Linked DNA regions of Homo sapiens: regions 1 and 3 are each linked to region 2. Evidence: chromatin loops called from intact Hi-C (ENCODE). Cell type or tissue: heart right ventricle. All regions are shown on one strand. Links, peaks and the distances in the headings refer to the core of each region. The heading gives the core; the rest is flanking DNA.

What was found. Hi-C counts contacts between places; a loop is a spot of excess contacts. Peaks named below come from ENCODE experiments on the same cell type or tissue, not always from the same donor. Only the 100,000 strongest peaks of a DNase experiment are listed, where the experiment ranks them.
Region 1: it touches region 2 in a loop (5-fold over the local background); 25 of 110 quality-filtered maps call a loop at or near these places.
Region 3: it touches region 2 in a loop (6-fold over the local background); 3 of 110 quality-filtered maps call a loop at or near these places.

Annotation. Positions count from the first base shown.
Region 1 is chr11:116,688,238-116,694,946 of GRCh38, forward strand. No RefSeq gene overlaps it. Among named protein-coding and RNA genes, the nearest start is that of LINC02702, 52 kb to the left of the region's middle. RefSeq lists an enhancer at 1-512. In heart right ventricle, for the core only: a CTCF peak has its summit at 3,643 (motif pointing left); a DNase peak (open chromatin) is centred at 3,634; H3K27me3 peaks cover 1,067 bases.
Region 2 is chr11:115,332,673-115,337,672 of GRCh38, forward strand. The region is part of intron 1 of CADM1 (cell adhesion molecule 1); the gene reads right to left. LOC105369509 (a long non-coding RNA gene) reads left to right here and starts at 905. Exons shown (of 2, transcript NR_135108.1): 1 at 905-946. In heart right ventricle, for the core only: CTCF peaks have their summits at 2,430 (motif pointing right) and 2,639; no DNase peak of the experiment used is centred there.
Region 3 is chr11:115,974,835-115,981,543 of GRCh38, forward strand. No RefSeq gene overlaps it. Among named protein-coding and RNA genes, the nearest start is that of LINC02703, 59 kb to the left of the region's middle. RefSeq lists enhancers at 5,159-5,660, 5,661-6,160. In heart right ventricle, for the core only: no CTCF peak of the experiment used is centred there; no DNase peak of the experiment used is centred there; H3K4me3 peaks cover 604 bases; H3K27me3 peaks cover 1,244 bases.

The DNA.
Region 1 (6,709 bases), core at 769-5,768, 1.4 Mb after region 2:
CCTCAGGACTGCCCCTCCACAGACCGCCACGTGGTGCAGGAGTGATACCCAGGCAGTGCCACCCAGTTAGACTAGGAGGTGCCTAGTGCCCCTGCAGCAGGGTCACGTGACACTTTGACCCTTCACCCTCCCAATACTTAGAAGGCAAATCAGTCCGGGAGGCCCAAGTGAGGAGATAGAGTGGTGAGGGAGGGTTTCTCTGAGAGAGAGGGAAGCTGGGCCAAGTCCCTGCCCACCCTTCTACGCTGACCCCCAGCAGTGTCTTTTGCGGGTTGTTTGCATTGCTCTTTTCTGAACTAAGCACTCAGGCACTCTCCTGCTCCCTGCAATGGGTTGAATTGTGTCCTCTAAAATTGCTGCACAGAAGTCCCAACCCCCAGCACCTCAGGAATGTGGTCTCAGATCTTACTGGAGACAGATCCTTGATTACAGAGGTAACCAAATCAAAATCAGGTCATTAAGGCTGGGCGCAGTGGCTCATGCGTGTAATCCCAGCACTTTGGGAGGCCAAGGTAAGTGGATTACTTAAGCCCAGGAGTTCAAGATCAGTCTGAGCAAGAAGGCAAAACCCCATCTTTACAAAAAAAAAAAAAAAATTAGCCAAGTATGGTGGCACATGCCTGTAGTCTGTAGTCCCAGCTACTTGGGAGGCCGAGGTGGGAAGTGGGGGCTGTAGTGAGTCGTGACTGCACCACTGCATTCCAGCCAGAGTGACAGCAAGATGCTGTCTTAAGAACAAAACAAAACAAAAATCCGGTTATTAAAACTCAGGTCATGAGTTAAAAAGGTTGTTAGGGTGAGCCCTAATCCAACATGACTGGCGTCCTTATAGAAAGGGGAAATGTGGACACAGAGATATGCCCCAAGGGAAGAGCATCCACAGCCAAGCAGAGGGGCCTGGGGAAGAAGACAGCCATCCACAGCCAAGCAGAGAGGCCTGGGGAAGAAGACAGCCATCCACAGCCAAGCAGAGAGGCCTGGGGAAGAAGACAGCCATCCACAGCCAAGCAGAGGGGCCTGGGGAAGAAGACAGCCATCCACAGCCAAGCAGAGAGGCCTGGGGAAGAAGACAGCCATCCACAGCCAAGCAGAGGCGCCTGGACCCGATCCTCCCCTCACTACCCAGAGAAGACACTAACTCTGCCTTGATTCCGAAATCTTGGATTCTAGCCTCCAGAACGATGAGGCCGTGCATTTCTGTTGTTTAAGCCACCCCGTGCGGAGGGGTCTGTTATAGCAGCCTTGCAAACGAACTCATCCCCACTCTCTGAAAGGGCAGGTGAGAGAAACCGCCTGTGGGTATCTCAGCTTCACAACCTTCGGAAGCATACACATTGCTGCATCTGATCCCCAGGCCACATGACCCTTAGGCGCAACAGGTGCCATTCATCCCCTTTGACAGATGAGGACACTGAGGCCCAGGGGGCAGGGTGCTTACCAAGAGGCTCTCCAGAGTCAACAACTAAGCCAGGACCAGAACCAAGGCCCCCTTATGAATGACCCAATGGGCTTGCCTACACCAAGCCAAATGTCTCCTCCTGAATGTGTACAGAATTCTGTGAGCCCACAGTGAGAAGACACTGGGACATCTCCCTCCACCAGAGGAAAACTTCCAGGCAAAGGTCCTGAACCCTGGATGCTCCGTGAATCACCCAGAGAGCTTCGAATCAGTCCAGCACCTGGGCCCCACCCCAGACCAAGTGAATAAGCACCTCTGGGGGTGGGGCTCAGGCACTGGTCTTTTCTACAGCGCCCAGATGATACTAATGTGTAGCTGGGGAGGACAGCCGGAGCTAGAGGACTCCCTGGTGCCAGCATCCTAGCAGCCTGAGTGTCCCCACTCAGTTGCAGAGGGGCCTGGGGTGCCCAGCAGGCAATCACACCTCAGGAAATATGAGACATAAATGAAGGTGCAAATTGGCAGTCATTCATTTTTGTATTAAGGCCTAGAAAATATCAGGGTTGAAGCAAGTTTTTCTAATTTCTTCATGGCCGGGGCTGGTGGGTGGGGGAAGTATCTTTAAAATGCTAATGGAAGAGAAAATAGTGTTTTTCTTTAAATTTGGGCCTTTACTCTTTCATCTTGTATTAGCTTGTTCTCATGCTGCTATAAAGAACTGCCCAAGCATGGTGGCTCACGCCTGTAATCCCAGCACTTTGGGAGGCTGAGGCTGGCGGATCACTTGAGGTCAGGAGTTCCAGACCGGCCTGGCCACATGTGAAACCCCATCTCTACTAAAAATTAGGCGTGATGGTGCATGCCTGTAATCCCAGCTACTTGGGAGGCTGAGGCATAAGAATCGCTTGAACACGGGAAGCAGAGGTTGCAGTGAGCTGAGATTTTACCACTGCACTCCAGCCTGGACAACAGAACCAGGCCCCATCTCAAAAAAAGAAAAAAGGAACTGCCCAAGACTGCGTAATTTATAAAGAAAAGAGGTTGAATCGACTCACAGTTCCACAGGGCTGGGAGGAAACTTACAGTCATGGCAGAAGGGAAAGCAAACACATCTCCCCTCACACGGTGGCAGGAAGGAGAAGAATGAGGGCCCAGAGAAGCGGGGAAAGCCCCTTATAAAACCATCCGATCTCGTGAGAACTAATTCACTACCACGAGAACAGGAGGAGGGAAACAGGCCCCATGATTCAATTATCTCCACCTGGTCCCTCCCACGACACGTGGGGATTATGGGAACTACAATTCAAGATGAGATTTAGGTGGGGACTCAGCCAAACCATATCACATCTTAATCAAATGTGATTGCTTATCAGGAAAACTAAAAAGCTACACTGGAATCCTTACTATATGGCAGGCATGTGCTAAATGACCCTTGTGTTTTATGCCTATGCCTATGTGGTTATGCCTAGGCATCATAACCCACATTTTACAGTGGGAGCAACCAAGCCTTAGAGATGTTATTTGACCTGCCCAAGGTTACCCAGCCACTAGGCAGTGAAGCTGGAATCCCACCCAGGCAGTCTACGTTACACCAAAGGCTGTGCCTTTGACCACCCACCACAGGGTCCTCTACATTCATAACCTATTTTTGTAAAAGGGACTAAAATAAGAATTGTCACCAGGCACAGTGGCTCACACCTGTAATCCCAGTGCTATGGGGAGGCTAAGGTGGGAGGATTGCTTGAGCCCAGGAGTTCAAGACCAGCCTGGGTAACATAGCAAAACCCCATCTCTACAAGGGAAAAAAAAAACAGCAAAAACGTAAACAAAATTAGCTGGGTGTGGTTGCACGTGCCTGTAGTCCCAGCTACTTGGGAGGCTGAGGCAGGAGGATGGCTTGAACCCAGGAGTTCCAGGTTGTAGTGTGCTATAATCGCGCTGCTGCACTCCAGCCTGAATGACAGAGCAAGACCCTGTATCTAAAAGAAGAAGAAAAGTATTGTAGATATTAAATGTTTAAATAATGCCTTTTTTCCAGGGCTCCCAGATTTCCAGAGATTTTTCATCCCTAACTTGGAACTGAAGAGCTCAGGCATTAATAGGAAGCAGAACAGGCACCCTCATTCCCAGCACAAAGAACGCCAACGTGGACACCAGCACCAGCACCCCGCACCCCGATCTCTTCCCTGCCTAGGCCCACCGTCGCTGGAAGGAGAGAAACACGGGCCTGGACTCCCCTCTAGTGGCCATGAAGCTAACTGCACCAGACACCTCCACACCCACCCAGGCCAGCCAGGTGCCCGGGGCCTGAGCCCCAGGTGAAGTGGGAACCTACGCCCAATGGGCACACACACCCACTGAGATGGCAGCAGGCCCCTAGGCTTGGAGACTTTATCCAGGTACTGGAATTGAGGGGACTGAAAGCTGCGGCCCCAAAAGACCAAACCATACCTGACTCCATCTCATCCTTTTCACCTCATCTGCCTCCCATCCATCCCCCCAGCTGAAGGGAGCATTAGAAGTCAGGAGGAAGCTGACCCCAAGAAGCAGGATTCTGGCCCTGGGACAATAACCAGAACTCTGAATGAATGTCCAGAACACTTCCCCACACTTGGCCTGTGGCCTCCCTCCAAGGCTCTCCCCCACTCCTCTCCATCCTGCACGCCCCAGCACTCTGCCTCTCCAGGAAGCCTTCACTGAGCCCTCCCTCCACACCATGGTGCTCAGTCCACAGTCTCTCCCTTCCCTGATCTCCTGCCAGGAGTACCAAGGTCACCTCTCAGCGCCCAGCACACCTTTCAAGACCATCGGTTCTCCCCTCCCCAGCCGTCCCCCCAGTGAACCGGAGCCTCTGAAGGCAGGGATTGCACCATAAATATCTCTGGTGCCCACCCCCTCAGAGTGTCGCCCAGGCCAGGACACCAGAACCTGCTCAACTGGCTGCAGCAAGTCCACCTGAGGACTCAGCCTTGGAGGCCAGAGCAACGCCGGCCCAGCAAGGCTGCCTCTCTTCTCCCAGCACTGCTGTTTGATCCAAGGCACCGTGAGGGTCCAGGCAGGTGGCCCAAGGGAGGGAAGGGAAGGTTCCCAGGAATGCACAGCCTGAGCTGGAGACAGGGGAGAGCTAACAGGGCTGGTAGAAATGACCCATCAGCAGTCGCTGTGACGGCACGAAAACTCCTGCTGCGGGAGCAGCCTCTCAGGGCACAGCAGCTGAAGTCTCTCTGGTGGAAGGTCCCGCCTGAAAGAGCAGGGGGACAGGCCCATCAGCCCTGAGGAGCAGCCACCCCCGGCCCAGCCCCAGACCAGGCAGCAGGGACCTCCCTTCCTCTGAGGTCCCCACCTCAGAATCAGGCTGATGGGGTGCTGCCCTCCCAGCTGGTCTGAGGGCACCTCGGCATGAAGCCCTCCCCCTGCTCCCCTCCTGGCTCCCATCTCCAAGGCCTGAATGCATTCGCATCTTCCGGCTCTCAGGAGCAATTCCAACTGCCCCATTTATATTCCTAAGTAGAGGACTTGTTAATATGGAGCCTGCCTCTGGGGAAGTGGGAATGTGCTGGGTGAGAGATGACAAATCACAGCCCAACAGCCTGGCTGAGAGCACTGATACTCACCTACATCTCATTCATCAGCCCCTGACCCTCCTACCACATAGGCCAAGGGGGCAGCCCTGGAGGAGCCACTGTGGGCTCCAAGAAGCACAGGCATTGGTGGGTGGTGGCAGGGGGATCTGTCCTGCCAGGAGGCTGGGGGAGGGCCCAGCAGCAAGGGGGAGCCCAGTAAGTGGATATGGGTGAGGCCCAAACCAGAGCAATCCCTGGAACAAAACTTCCACTCCTGGCTCCAGTGAGAGAGCGAAAGGCCCAGAACACCATCAGTTTCATCTTGAGCCACACCAGTCCCTGCCTGGAGAAGTATTTGGTCAGTCTAGTGGGCCAAAGCAGGGCCAGGGTGGTTCCTGTTCTGGCTCCAGCCTGGAACCACATGCACACACGCATGCACACACATGCACACACACACACACTCACGGCCCAACCCAGATGCAGGGCAGGGCACGCAGCCAGCCTGGCCAGGTGCTACCTTGGTGAGCTCAGTGCCCAGTCCCAGGTAGGGCGGGTGTGCAGCGTGAGTAATGGCAGGCGAGGAATGCACCCGAATCCTGATAAGGGAGAATAATAACTTGTCAAAGATATATATGATGTGTGTTTGTTTTCCCAACGGAATATCTATGGGGCTAATTCATCAAGCCAGCGGGCTGGCTGGAGACCCAGGGAGGGAGGGAGGAGAGAGGAGGTGCACACAACGGGGCAGCCACTCAGGCAGTTGCTGTGGCCCTCCGGCCTCCAAGGGACCCACAGGCGGGAACACCAGGGCCCTGGAAGGCACTGAAATGGGCCCTGCCCAGCAGGGCTCCCCGCCTCTCAGTGCTCCTCCAGGGAACTTTTGGGTCTGGAATTCACAGGAGGCTTCTCACCTGTTTAGGAATTTCACTGTTCTCTTGTGTGCTCCTTCTCTCATCCACTCTTCCTTCCTTCCTGCTGCACCGTCTGTGCAAAGCCCACCCGGTTTGAGAAGCCGAAAGGTGATCAGAAAACACCACCCCTTCTGGAGAGGTCAGCAGAAGCTGCTCTTCAGGCAGAACAGAGCCAAGAAGGCAGCTCCTACCTCAGCCATCTTCTTCTCATCTATGCCCTGCCAAGAGTGCAGCTCCAAGAGGGCAGATCCAAGAGGGCAGCTCCTACCTGGGCCATCTTCTCCTCATCTATGCCCCACCAAGAGGGCAGCTCCAAGAGGGCAGAGCCAAGAGGGCAACTCCTACCTGGGCTATCTTCTCCTCATCTATGCCCCCCTATGCTCCCCCACCATCTCCCTCCCCCCACACTCCCATACCCCAATCCTCCTAGGCAGAATGGGAGAGAGAAAGAAAGAAGGCAGGAGGGCCCATTCGCCTTGCCCGGGTCATTTCAAAGATGCTGAAGGCAGAAAACCCTCCTGGAAACACAGAGTGCCTGCAGGAGGCTCCACCTGCCACAGATGTGCAGAGGGGCGGGGCCCACCCCCTCACACCCACCCCCTCACCCCCTCACCCCCTCACCAGAGAAGACTCCTCATCTGTCTCTGCCTTAGTGATCACCCATGGGATGAGGGCTTCCTTTCTAACCCCTTCTCTGCCTTGCAATAAGAAACCTTGAGTTCGTGTGCACCCTCCCGGCAGGAGTTCGGCCTGTCCCTCAGCCCCTGCATCCCAAGCCCCCAGCTAGCCTGGGTACAGCCAGGGACCAGTCCCCAGAAGGGGAACCCCAAAATCAT
Region 2 (5,000 bases), core at 1-5,000:
TATAGGGGAGTACCCTTAACCCATCCTTTGCTTGACGCCTCCACTGAGCAGAAGGTAGATTAGAGTGGTATGACTGATTTTTGTAAACTTCATAAATTTAAAGTCCTTGAGAAATAAAAATATAAATAATCTGATAGTAAATGAAGAGGGTTAAAAAATATATTTAATCCCTACTTGTCAACCCAGGAATACAGAGAATGGGGGGAAAAAAGCGATGTTCCTGGATCTCCCTGCGCTTCCCTAAGACCATCACTCCAGCCAAACACTAGCTGACATTTTCTCCCCAGGAACTCTTCACTTCTCACTCTATACACCCTGTGCGAGGTCCTCCTCACCTCACCAGTCCCAGACTAGAACGTCCAATTGCTTACTGGTCTTTTCTCCCTGATGTCCCATCAGTTCTTCAAAATCAAAGCTGTTTAGCAAATTCCTCCCCTCTTTTCCAATCTGACTGCAACAAACTCAAGGCCAACCATCTTTTCTTACCTGATTTTCCCAATGGTGTCCTAATTAGCCTCCTACTCCCCTAAAACATCCTCTACACTACCACCAGGGCAATCTCTCTAAAGGACGATCTGATCAGATCACTTCCTCACTTAAAACCCTCAAAGGCTCCCAGTGCCTACAGGATGAAGCACAAAACCACTTAAGCTCTGAGTCATGCTCTTCTGTTGAGAGATCGAGAGAGAAAGAGAGAGAATGCCCAACATGCCTCCCTGAAAATCATTGGGAGGATCAAATAAAAATGTATGGAGAAGCACTTTCAAAACTATAAAGCTTATCTAGTGGTTCTTAGTCTTTATGAGATCACAATCCCTTTGGAGAGTCTGATAAAAGCTCTGGAGTTTTCTCAAAAACACACATCCACCTACATGTAAAATTTGGCATCCAATTTCAGAGCATCCATGATTCCTCAAAGACAATCTTGACCAACAACCTTACTTAGGTATTTTATTATTTTCACGTTGGTATATAGAATGGGAGTCGGTATCATCTTGATAGCATTTCCAGCCTTACAAACAAGCAAGCAGCTCTACTGTGGGCAGTAACATTATTCATGAAGATGTCTAAAATATTCATCAGCAGAGTCACTGGGCACATAGTAAATATAGGCAGAAAATTAGTACAGTAGTTAGCGTATAGGCTCACAGTCATTTCATCAGAGTGCAGCTGTCCCTACACACAACTGTTAGAAAAGAACAGGTTATTTTGAAAACAATCAGCTGAATTGAGTCAAAAAACTGACCAGTGGGCCTTCATTCTAACTGAATGAAAACGAAGTGAGGTTCCTTCCTTTTCATACAGCTCATGGATGCAAAAACACAAGCTATGCCATAGCATAAATGTTCATTATGCATGAGCCTGTTTCTTGCAGCTGCATCTCTCATGACTTGGCTAAGGCTGTATTTGTCTATATGTCCTTCTACATGTTTGTGCATATTTACACTGTGTATTTTAGTGCTCAAGAAAGCAGAAGGCAAGGAACAATGTTTACTCTGCATGTTTGTACAGGACACATCACACAGAACTACAGTGATGTAGTATTTAAGGGCAGCAAATTCAAACTCTTCACCAGAGTGTGGACCTAAACTCCACATCATAAAGAATTGATCACATTTCCCTTTAGAAAGAAGAATATTATCAGCCAAGTTTCTGGTATCAACCAATGACTAAACCTTAAGTCAATCACAAGTGATGATACAGTAGTCCCCCCCTTATCTGTAGTTTTACTTTCTATGGTTTCAGTTACCCTGGGCCAATGGGGGTCTAAAAATTGATGAGTACAGTACTCATCAATTGATGAGTACCCCATCAGGTGATGGAGAGACCACATTCACATAACTTTTATTACAGCATATTGATATAATTGTTTTATTGTTGTTGTTAATCTCTTATTGTGCCTAATTTATAAGTTAAGCTTTATCATAGGTATGTATGTATAGGGAAAATAGTCTGTATAGGGTTCAATACTATCCTCAGAATCAGACATCCACTGGGGATCTTGGAATACATCCCCTGAGAATAAAGGGGGACAACTATATGCCACCAGAATATCACCACAAACATTTATCAGTGTTTTGAACAGTAAATACACATTCGAGTAGTCTATAACATCACATACAAAGGGGCTCAGTGTAATAGGAAATATACACACTGAACATAAAAACTAAATGTGTTCTTAACAGAAGACTGGCCCCAAACCAATGTCAGCCCTTTAGAAATATGCATTTAATTAACTGTTTTTTGCTTACCTTCTGAAAATTAATATTTTTGGCACATATATTTTAAGACATAGCCCTTGGAAATCTGAACTTATATCTTTCTCTTGATAAATTTCCAACAAGTAGTCATTAGAAATCACTCCAAGTCCTTAAAGATGAGCTTTTCAAAAATACTTGCATTTCCCTATTTTGTCACAAGATGGCAATCTCATGCACTGGTAAACCATAAAAATTCATAGGAAAATTTAATTTTACCACGTCAGGGGTGTGGTTCTCAAAGTTCATAATGTCAGGATCACTTTAAACTCTTAAAAATAAAACTGATAATATTTTTTAAAGAATCTTATGAATCCACTTAATAAACCCATCGCGTGTTAACACAAAGGACATGTTTTTGTGAAAATAACTACATTTTCCACAGCAAAAAAATTAGAAAAGAATTTTGCAAATCTAAAGTTTGGCTTAATAGAGAACAATTGGCTTTTCACATTTGCTTCTTCATTCAATCTGTTGTGATCCATTGTTTATGTTGAAGTATATGGGAAATAAAATAGCCTCATGTATATATATAGTTGTAAAAGGAAAAGTATTTTAATAGTCTTTTCAGATAATTATGGTTTTATTCTCCTTTGATACTATACCAAAACTCAACAAGTGGTGGCTTCTTCATGGTTAAATTGGATTGTGGAATCTGAAACCACATCAAAGAACTTCTCATACTCTGTCACATTAAAATTCATTAGTCAATCCTGCACTTTGAATGGATCTTTTAGCCACTCATGATGTTTTAAAATCATGCACTGGTCATTTGGAAAATATTAGTTCACTGAGTTATGCAGCACTCTTCCAAATGGTGACACATTTCATTATTCAGTATCAAAAAAGTCACATTCATTAGTATCACCACCAATATCATAAGAAAAGTCAATGGTTCATTAGGAAGCTGTCAAGTTCACAGAGGAAGATGCAAGTTTTAAAAAATTCACATTTCCACTTGAAATCTTTAATTTTATCACTGACAACAATGTCCATTGTTTCTCTTAAAATGACAGGCTCACTGCTTTCCAGAAAATGTCTGCCAAATACGCGTCTGAATAACTATAGTTTAACTCAATCTCCCCAGTCTTCTTCCTTGAGACAAGTATGTAGCAAAAATGCTTTATTTGTAATTCTCCTTCACACAAACTATTTTTAAAAACATGTAACTCAAGGTCAAGCTTTCATAAAATTAATAATTTTTACTGCTTCATCAGGGATATTCTTTTTTACTGTATGTGGAGGTGAAGAATACAATGACTTCTAGGACAGTTTAGTGCCACTAACTCGATTCAGGCTAAGGCTCCCACAACTTTCCCCACCATTGCTTTTGCACCATCAGAGCAAATGTCAACACACCCAAAAAAGGCAATTACGTCTTAGTATTATGAGAACAGTTTTCATCTCATCGATCCCTCAAAAGGAATTTGGGAGCCTCCAAGGATCCATGGACTGCACTTTGCGAAACATGCTTCAGAGGTTATAAAAGACTTTCAATTTATGTCAGCATTTAAAAATAAAACCGACTGCCACATTTGCAGAAAAAGAACAAGTGGGAACTCCTAATACAGTAAAACCTCTATTACTAAAACACTTGGTTAATGAGTACCCTTATTTAATTTTCTGATTAACTCTTCAATTATACCTACTCTTGGTTTCTACCCTTTCTGAAAAAAATTTAATTAATCAGAACCAAAATAAGTCAGGAAACACTAGATTTAAGTTCTTTCCTGATGTGTTTGTTCACAATTTAATCCTTTTAAAAGGATTACTAGATTTCACAGCCAGAATTAGAAGCACTGTCATTTCACAGTAGTAAGGTTAAAAATAAGTATGAGTGTTTTTCCAACTTTTTCTTAAAGAAGTGGAACATTAGTTAACATTTTACATGGCATCTCAAGATGAAAAAAAATTAAATTGAACTTATTCTGTCTGGTTGAAACATACTCTGTTGCTGTTATTATTAGTAACCGTTAAGTAAGTACTGACTATATATTTGAATTTGTAAGAACTTTACATAAATTACCCATTTCATTCAATCCTTACACATTTCAAAGATGCCATCTTCAAATTAACCTTATCACCATTTTACAGATGAGGAAATTGAGGTACAGAGAATTAATTAATTAATGTTTCCACTAATACAACTAGTAAGTAGCTAAACTGAGTTTAAAACCAAGTCTGTCTAAGCTTGGCTGAGTCCAAAGATGAAATTCTTAATTCCCGGCTCTTTCAGGGTTTTTCAGGGCCAGCAGCTCTGATATGCTTCTGCAACTAGGTCCTTGATGTTCTCCAGTTCCTTAGCTTCTGACTGAGATTTAGCTGGCATTATCAGTGCTTAATACATGTGCTAATTTGATAGGTTGTAGACATTAGGTGTTGCAGGTAACAGAATTTCTTTCTTTCCACATAATTGTCTGTCTTCCAAACTTACCAACTTGCTATCCTATTAGTTCTCAACAGCACCTCTCTTTTCCAGAGAAACCAACTTGCTCATGGTTTCTCTTAATGCACCACAGACATTCTTCCTCCACCATTCGACCTGCACCCCTCCTTTCTGTGTATTGAGATCCTGCCTTCTATATTTCTATTTCTGCCCCAAGACTTAGGGCAGGCATTCTGTTTCCTTACTCTAACCTCCCTTGGCTCTTTACTAATGTTTTTTCTTAATGCTGTTTAACGTTTGATATGCATTTGTTATGTCTTCCCAACTAAGTTATACATATATTTTTTTCTTTTTTG
Region 3 (6,709 bases), core at 676-5,675, 640 kb after region 2:
ATCTGCAAAGTGGGAGGAACACCATTCACTTCAAAGATTCATTTGGAGAACCCAGTAAAGTGGCATCCACTGCAGTGCTTGGTGCTGTGCCACAGTGGGTGTGCCATGAAAATGCATTCCATTTGAATGGGAGACCTGCAGGGAACCAGTTTGAGGAGCCTTTGCTTTGCCTGAGTGGACCCAGCATTTCCAGCAAAATAAACTCAGCTTCTTTCCTCTGCATTAACATTGCCTTCTTTGGCTCCTTCTGTGGCCTTAGCTGAAAAATAAATAAATAAGCATGCGACAGGGTGAGAGGTGGGGAAGGGATGTGGCAAAAGACAAAGAAAGAAAGAGAGAGGAAGATTGATTTCTGGGCAGAATTTATACCTTTTTGGCTTTTTCAAAGGTAAATGAATAGATTGTTGTTGTTTTTCAGCCTGCCGCTGAGAGTGTGCGTGCGCCTCTGTTATGTATAGACCCTTTTAAAGGCTTCTGGAAGCAATCCCTAACATTTTCTATAGGTGCAGACAGATAATTGAATGCTTTCAAAGACCACTGTGAGGCAGGGGAAGTTCAATTTTGCCGTGTGCTGGTGCTGCATTGACGGAGCGCCCCGTGTGTGTGTGTATTCTCAGGAAGTTGAATTTCTTTTTTGCTTTCCTTCCCACTACTGCCCCTTCACCCCTTGTTCTCCCCCAACCTCTGATGAAGCACTTAGAGAGAGGACAAGAAACAATATATAATCGCCCCAAAGTCACACCAAATAAACACAGCAAAAGCTCCCAGCCGCTTCTCTGGCTGCGAATGAAAAGCGCTGCCTCCTGGCTCCCGGGCCTGACGGACAGGGGGCCTTTCTGCTCAGCTATTATTAGAGCCGATGTGGCAGAAGCTCAGGCAGCTCTGGGCGGTGGGGGGTTCTTGTTTTAATTTGTTGCCTGTGCAGGCAGAACAAAGCGACATAGGGAGAGAGGACGGGGGAATTTCCTCCTGCTGCTGTTTCGCCACACGGCGGCCATACCGTGTGTGTGTGTGTGTGTGTGTGTGTGTGTGTGTGTGTGCGCGCGCGCGCGCGCGCATGAACTGGATATGTCTGTGTGCAGTGCACGTATGTGTCGGGGGGGGCATGACCTGGAGATGCCCGTGTGCCATGCACTCGTGTGTGTGTGTGTACATATGTGCATGTGTACATGCAGAGGCCAAGCTCTGAGTGTGCCCATTGTGTAGAACAAGAATATGCTGCATGCAGCAGTGCTATGTTCCCTTTAGGGCATGAAGGAAAGATGCACAGAGGGTTGAGATAAGGAGGTAAAGAAAGCCCAACCCTCCAGATTCATGGCAGATTCAAGTAACCTTGACCATCAATCTGTGCAAATGATATCTAGTTTCGTTCTCACAACTACCCTTTCAAAAATTGTCTTTCTCATTTTATAGATGAAGAAACGGAGGCTCAAGAGATATTTGAGTGAATTACCCAAAGCTTAGTTCAACCGGCTCTAATTACAGTACGATTTCTGCTATATTTGGTGTGTCCTAGTGGGTTGTAGGGTAAAGCAGAAAGAGAATTTCTTAAGGTTTCAAATCCAGGCAGTGGGGAAGGAAGATTCACCAGGGTTGCTCTTTGTGGTGGATGGGGAAGGGCAGCAGGTATAGTGTCCCTCCTGGTTTAGGGAAAGGGATGGCGCAGACGTTTCATGGCATCACTGTAATGTCTCCACTGCTGATGATACTAACGGCCACCTAAAGAGGGACACCGTGCCTCCTATGTGCCAGGCACTGGACTAGAGCCCTAGGTACCTGTTTTCCTGTCCTCTTGCTGTACACCAGAGAATGTAACTCACCTGCTCAAGGTAACCAACTAATAAAGGGCTGGGCCAGGATGTTAACTGAGGCTCCTTCCTTAAGCGATGTGGCTTTATCTTCTCCAGGTGTATGGAGAGGGAAACTCTCTCCTTGGGTTAAGAGCACACTACCTGGTGTCTTGGTTTCCTCCAGGTCCCATCGCTACCCCTCCTGGCTGGACTGAAACAGTACTCATTCCAAGCTGCACTTCTTTGCTCTGAGGAGCACATAGGAATGCCCAACAAATGCTCTTCTTCTGGCTTACTTCCCCTCTTGGAATGCAAGCTCCTTGGAAACAAAGCTGCGCAGCCAAGGGGTTTTCATTTGCTTTAATCTTTCATCCAATCTAACATTTCTAGCTACCACGTATTAATTGAGCACTTATTATATTACACACTGTGCTAAGTACTTCATGTGCATCCTCACCTTAGACCCAGGAGGTAGGGATTATTGTTATTCCCATTTTACAGATGAGGAACTTGAGGTTCAACAATGTTAGGCCATTTATCCACGCCAAACACATAGTGAGTATTCAAACCCTATTGGAACCCCCAAATCCATGCTTCACTTCTTGCCTTCTTCTTCACAGTGTATGCTGTTTAAGTGCATTTTCTCCTTTCCTTTCATCTTGCACCACCTCTCATCCTAATTATTAGAGGTGTTTAGTGCTATATCACCCTCCCATGGAGCCCTGGATCCCCTTGGTAGGATTTGTCAAACCTTCAATGAGGCTCTGCTATGTAATCCCAGGGACAGAGAGCAGACAGTCCCTATTGTTTTGAGAGTTCTAAAGGAAGTTTCTCTTGTCACCCTAGGAGGCAGTAGGGGTTAAGAACCCAGGCTCTGAAGCCAGAAAGTCTGCATTAGAATTCTAGATCTATCACTTATTCACTATTTGAACTTGGGCAAGGTAATTGGTTCTTTATGACTTGGTTTTCTCATCCATAAAACGGTCATAATTATAGTATGTACAGCATGAGGTTATTATGTGAATAAAATGAGCTACATGTATAGAATGCTTAGAATTGTGCCTGTAACATAGCAAACACTGAATAAATGTTAGCTAATATTACCTTAATATTGTTATTTTCTACAGAATTGTAGATTTTAAATCTGGAAGGAATCTGACAAGTCACTTGGTTGGCTCAACCTTCCATCTTTAGGCAAATAGAGGATTTGTAATCAGAAGACCTGAATTTGAATCCGAGATCTACCACTTAACACCGGTATCTAGAACTCTGAGCAACTTGTTTGACCTTTCCCAGTCTCATTTTCTTCAAATGTAAGAAAAGAGTTGTATTAACAAATATCTGCCCATCTCATAGATTTGTTGTGAGGATCAAACGAAGGGATGTAATGAAGAAGGCAGATAGAATTTTATGTTAATATTATTTGATTTTTACCTGAAGATAAATAAGACTCAAAGAGGTTAAATGGGTTACCCAAGAAGAAACTCCTCACCTACCAAGATGGTATCAGCAACTCAACAATATGCAGTCAAGTTTCCACCATCATACCCTTCCGTTTGGACTGTAGACCCAACAACTAGGAGTTGACTGAAGTAAATGAATGCTGGATCCAGGCAAGAAATTGTCAAAATAACAAGATTGAGGTACCAGGGTGCCAAATGGCAGACAGACTGAAGAACTAGGAAACAAAACAAGGTCAAACTATGAACAAACTCTCACCGTAACAGAAGTTAATATATAGGTTACATCAACCAAGTATAGGTATCTTATGGTCACAGTGTTAGGAGAAAATAATGTTTATCCGATTCTGCCTACAACTGTAGATTGAAGAAAGAACCACTTGCTTTCTAGGTTTCTTATAAAGGGTATTTATTGTATTGTCTCTGACCAGCCCTGCCTTAAGGACACTGCTCATTCAATAGCACCTAGCATCCACCGTCCCCATGTTAAATGCAGGAGCAGTCATTTAAAATACTGGGTCTTCCTCTCTGGTCTCAGCCTAGATAGGTCTAGAGACAGTCAACTGACTCAATCTGGGCCAATCAGGTCTCTTTCTTGAGATTTTTGAATTTTGCACCCAGGCTGAAGCTTTAAGGCCAAGGAGCTGTTGGCAGCTCTGTTGCTCCATTTATTACCATTCCTGAGTGCCAGCCCTTGTCTTTGGACCTGGCTTTGATACCTTTGTTCCCTCATAGCTCCTGTCTTCACCCAAACTGATTGCAGTGGTTCAAGCTGTCAGCCCCATGTATATCCAGTAGCATCTGAATTCACAAGGCACACGGCTTAGTTTTCAGGGAACTAAGCTGAGATAAGGTAAGGGATGTTCTATACCCCTTGCTCTTCTTGGGAAAGACCTTGAATTCAGACCTCTTAAGGATGCTGAGGTTCTTGGACACAAACCCTCTTTGCTTCTCCACTATGACAGCTTCCTACCCCTCCCAACTCCCGTATCTTTATGAGCTACTAATTCTTCTTAGTACCTACAATCTCACTGTAATGAGACATGGTCTTGGGAAGCAATGAGTCTCTTTTGTGCTAAGAAGTAAATATTCTCGAATGTGATGATTTGTACTCAGGGTGTTGGGAAGTGGGGAGCGATATGTTTAAAATTTCTAGAGGGCATTCTCTTGAGTAAAAAAATGCACACGCAATATATCAATTGTTTTCATAATCTAAAACATAGAAACAACTCAATGTAACAGTTTTGTCTGGTTTTAGATATGCAGTAGTGTGAGATTACATTGAGGCGCAGATTACAAAATGATTGAGAACCATTTCAGATTTTCTTAACCATTTTTAATAAGGTTTAACTTACATGCAGTAAAGTAAACAGGTAATAAGTGTATAGCCCAGTGAATTTAGTACATATGTATACACCTGTATAACTACCACCCAGATCAAAATTTAGAACATTTCCAATACCCTAGAGGGCTTCCTCATATCTCCTCCCAGTCAATAACCACCACCTCCAAGATAACCATTCTGACCTCTAATTATCATAGATAACTTTTGCATGTCTTGGAATTTCATATAAATGTAATCATACACTACATACTCTTTTGTATCTGCCATCTTTTGTTTGACATTTTAAATGTTAAATTCATCCATATTGTATGAATAGTACTTTGTCCTTTTTCATTGCTGCATTAACGCAAATGCAATCGAATCATTGAATAAACATGCCTGTAATTTATTTGCCTATTTTACTGTTGATAGACATTTGGGCAATTTTTAGTTTAGGCCTATAGGAATAAGGTTGCCATGAACATTCTTGTACATGTCTTTGGTAGACACAAGCACTTTTTGTTGGATATAAACTCCAGTGAGTCATACAGCATAGGTATCGTTAGCTTCAGCAGAGACTGCCAAGTAGTTTTCCAAAGAAGTTGTATCCACTCCACAATTTAAACAGTTTGTTTACCAAATAGCCACTGAGTACCTATTATGAGCCAGCCACTCCACTAGGCATTGGGAATACTGAGAGGAAGCATGCACGTCCATGGCCTAGAAGCGCTAATAGCCTGGTAATATCAACAGATACTTTTTAAATAATATGGTAAGTGATAGGTGAGAGGTGTGCCTGACAGGAGGATCCTTTGGGGCTCTAAGGTTAGATTCCCCGACTCCAGGTGACCAAATGGAAGCTTGGCCAGGTAAAGAAGGGATGGCATTCGAGGAGAAGGTTGCAGAGGCTCCTCTAGCCCCTGCCAAGCCCTGCAGGCTCTTCTCTGGCTGGGAGTCTCATTAATGGAGCAGCCAGGCCCAGGCCAGGCTGTCAGGAGCGAACAAACGGCTGCCAACATGAGCAATGATTTAAAGGAGAAGGTTAAGACGTCGGTGAGATGAATACCATTGACTTCGCTGCCATCCTGGAAGCAATTCATCAGGGCGGCTTGGCAAAGAGGGGCATAAATCCCTAGCCAGCGAGGCCAAGCAGGGCTCTGGGAGGAGGAACAGGATGTGATGGCAGCTTCCAGAGCTGTCTCCAGCTGGGCCTGTGCCAGCATTTTGAAAAGCGTCAGTTGGGAGGAATCCCCAGAAGATGACTTTGTAGCTAGGGTCCCTCCTGTCCTGAGTCGTGGGTCACCGAGGAGGACACCCTCCCTAGTCACTTGCTGTTTGTGCTTCCCATTCTGTGCACCCACTGGAGGTTTTTCTTGAAGCAGGCTCTGCATTGCCTTCTCCTTCTCTTCAGCCTGAATCTTGGCACTCCTGGAGACTCTTGGTTCAAATGATGTATTTATTTTCTTAACGAAAGGGAAAGATTTAAGAGTGGGTGTGAAATGCATCCTCCTCCCTCCTCTGACCCTCCCACGTACTTCCTCCGGCAACCTGAGGCCCAGCTCAGCAGACACTTGGGAAGTCAACAGAAACAAACATGGAGTGGGCATTGCAGAGCACGTGAGTGGATGAGAGATTTTTATGAGTGAAATTTGCTCACAAGCTTCTTTAATAATGTTATTCATCTTTCTGTCAAAGTCATCACATTAATGTAGCTGGAGAGATTTAGAGGAGATGAATTAAGACTTAAATACACAAAATGACTTGGGGAATATTTAAATACAATACATTTGATTCTGGTGCAGCATCCTTCCTCACGGGTGTTGCTCATGACTCTTTCCAGGCCCACACAGCCTGGGAATCAACAACTCCCCCTCTCCTGCCGCCTCCCTCCAATGCTTCATTCATCCAACGCTTCCTGCACCTACCATGTGTGAACTCATTGTCTCCACAGAGCACATATACAATAGCCTGGGTGCCTGTTCTGGCTTAGACAGGCCACTTTTCCTTTGGGTACCTCAGTTTCTTTATTTGGAAAATGGGTGGGGTTGGCTCTGAATTTCAAAGGATGCAGAGATTCCTTAGAGACAGTTGCAGGGAAACAAAGGGAGCCCAGATGCAGAGTCATGGACCCTCTC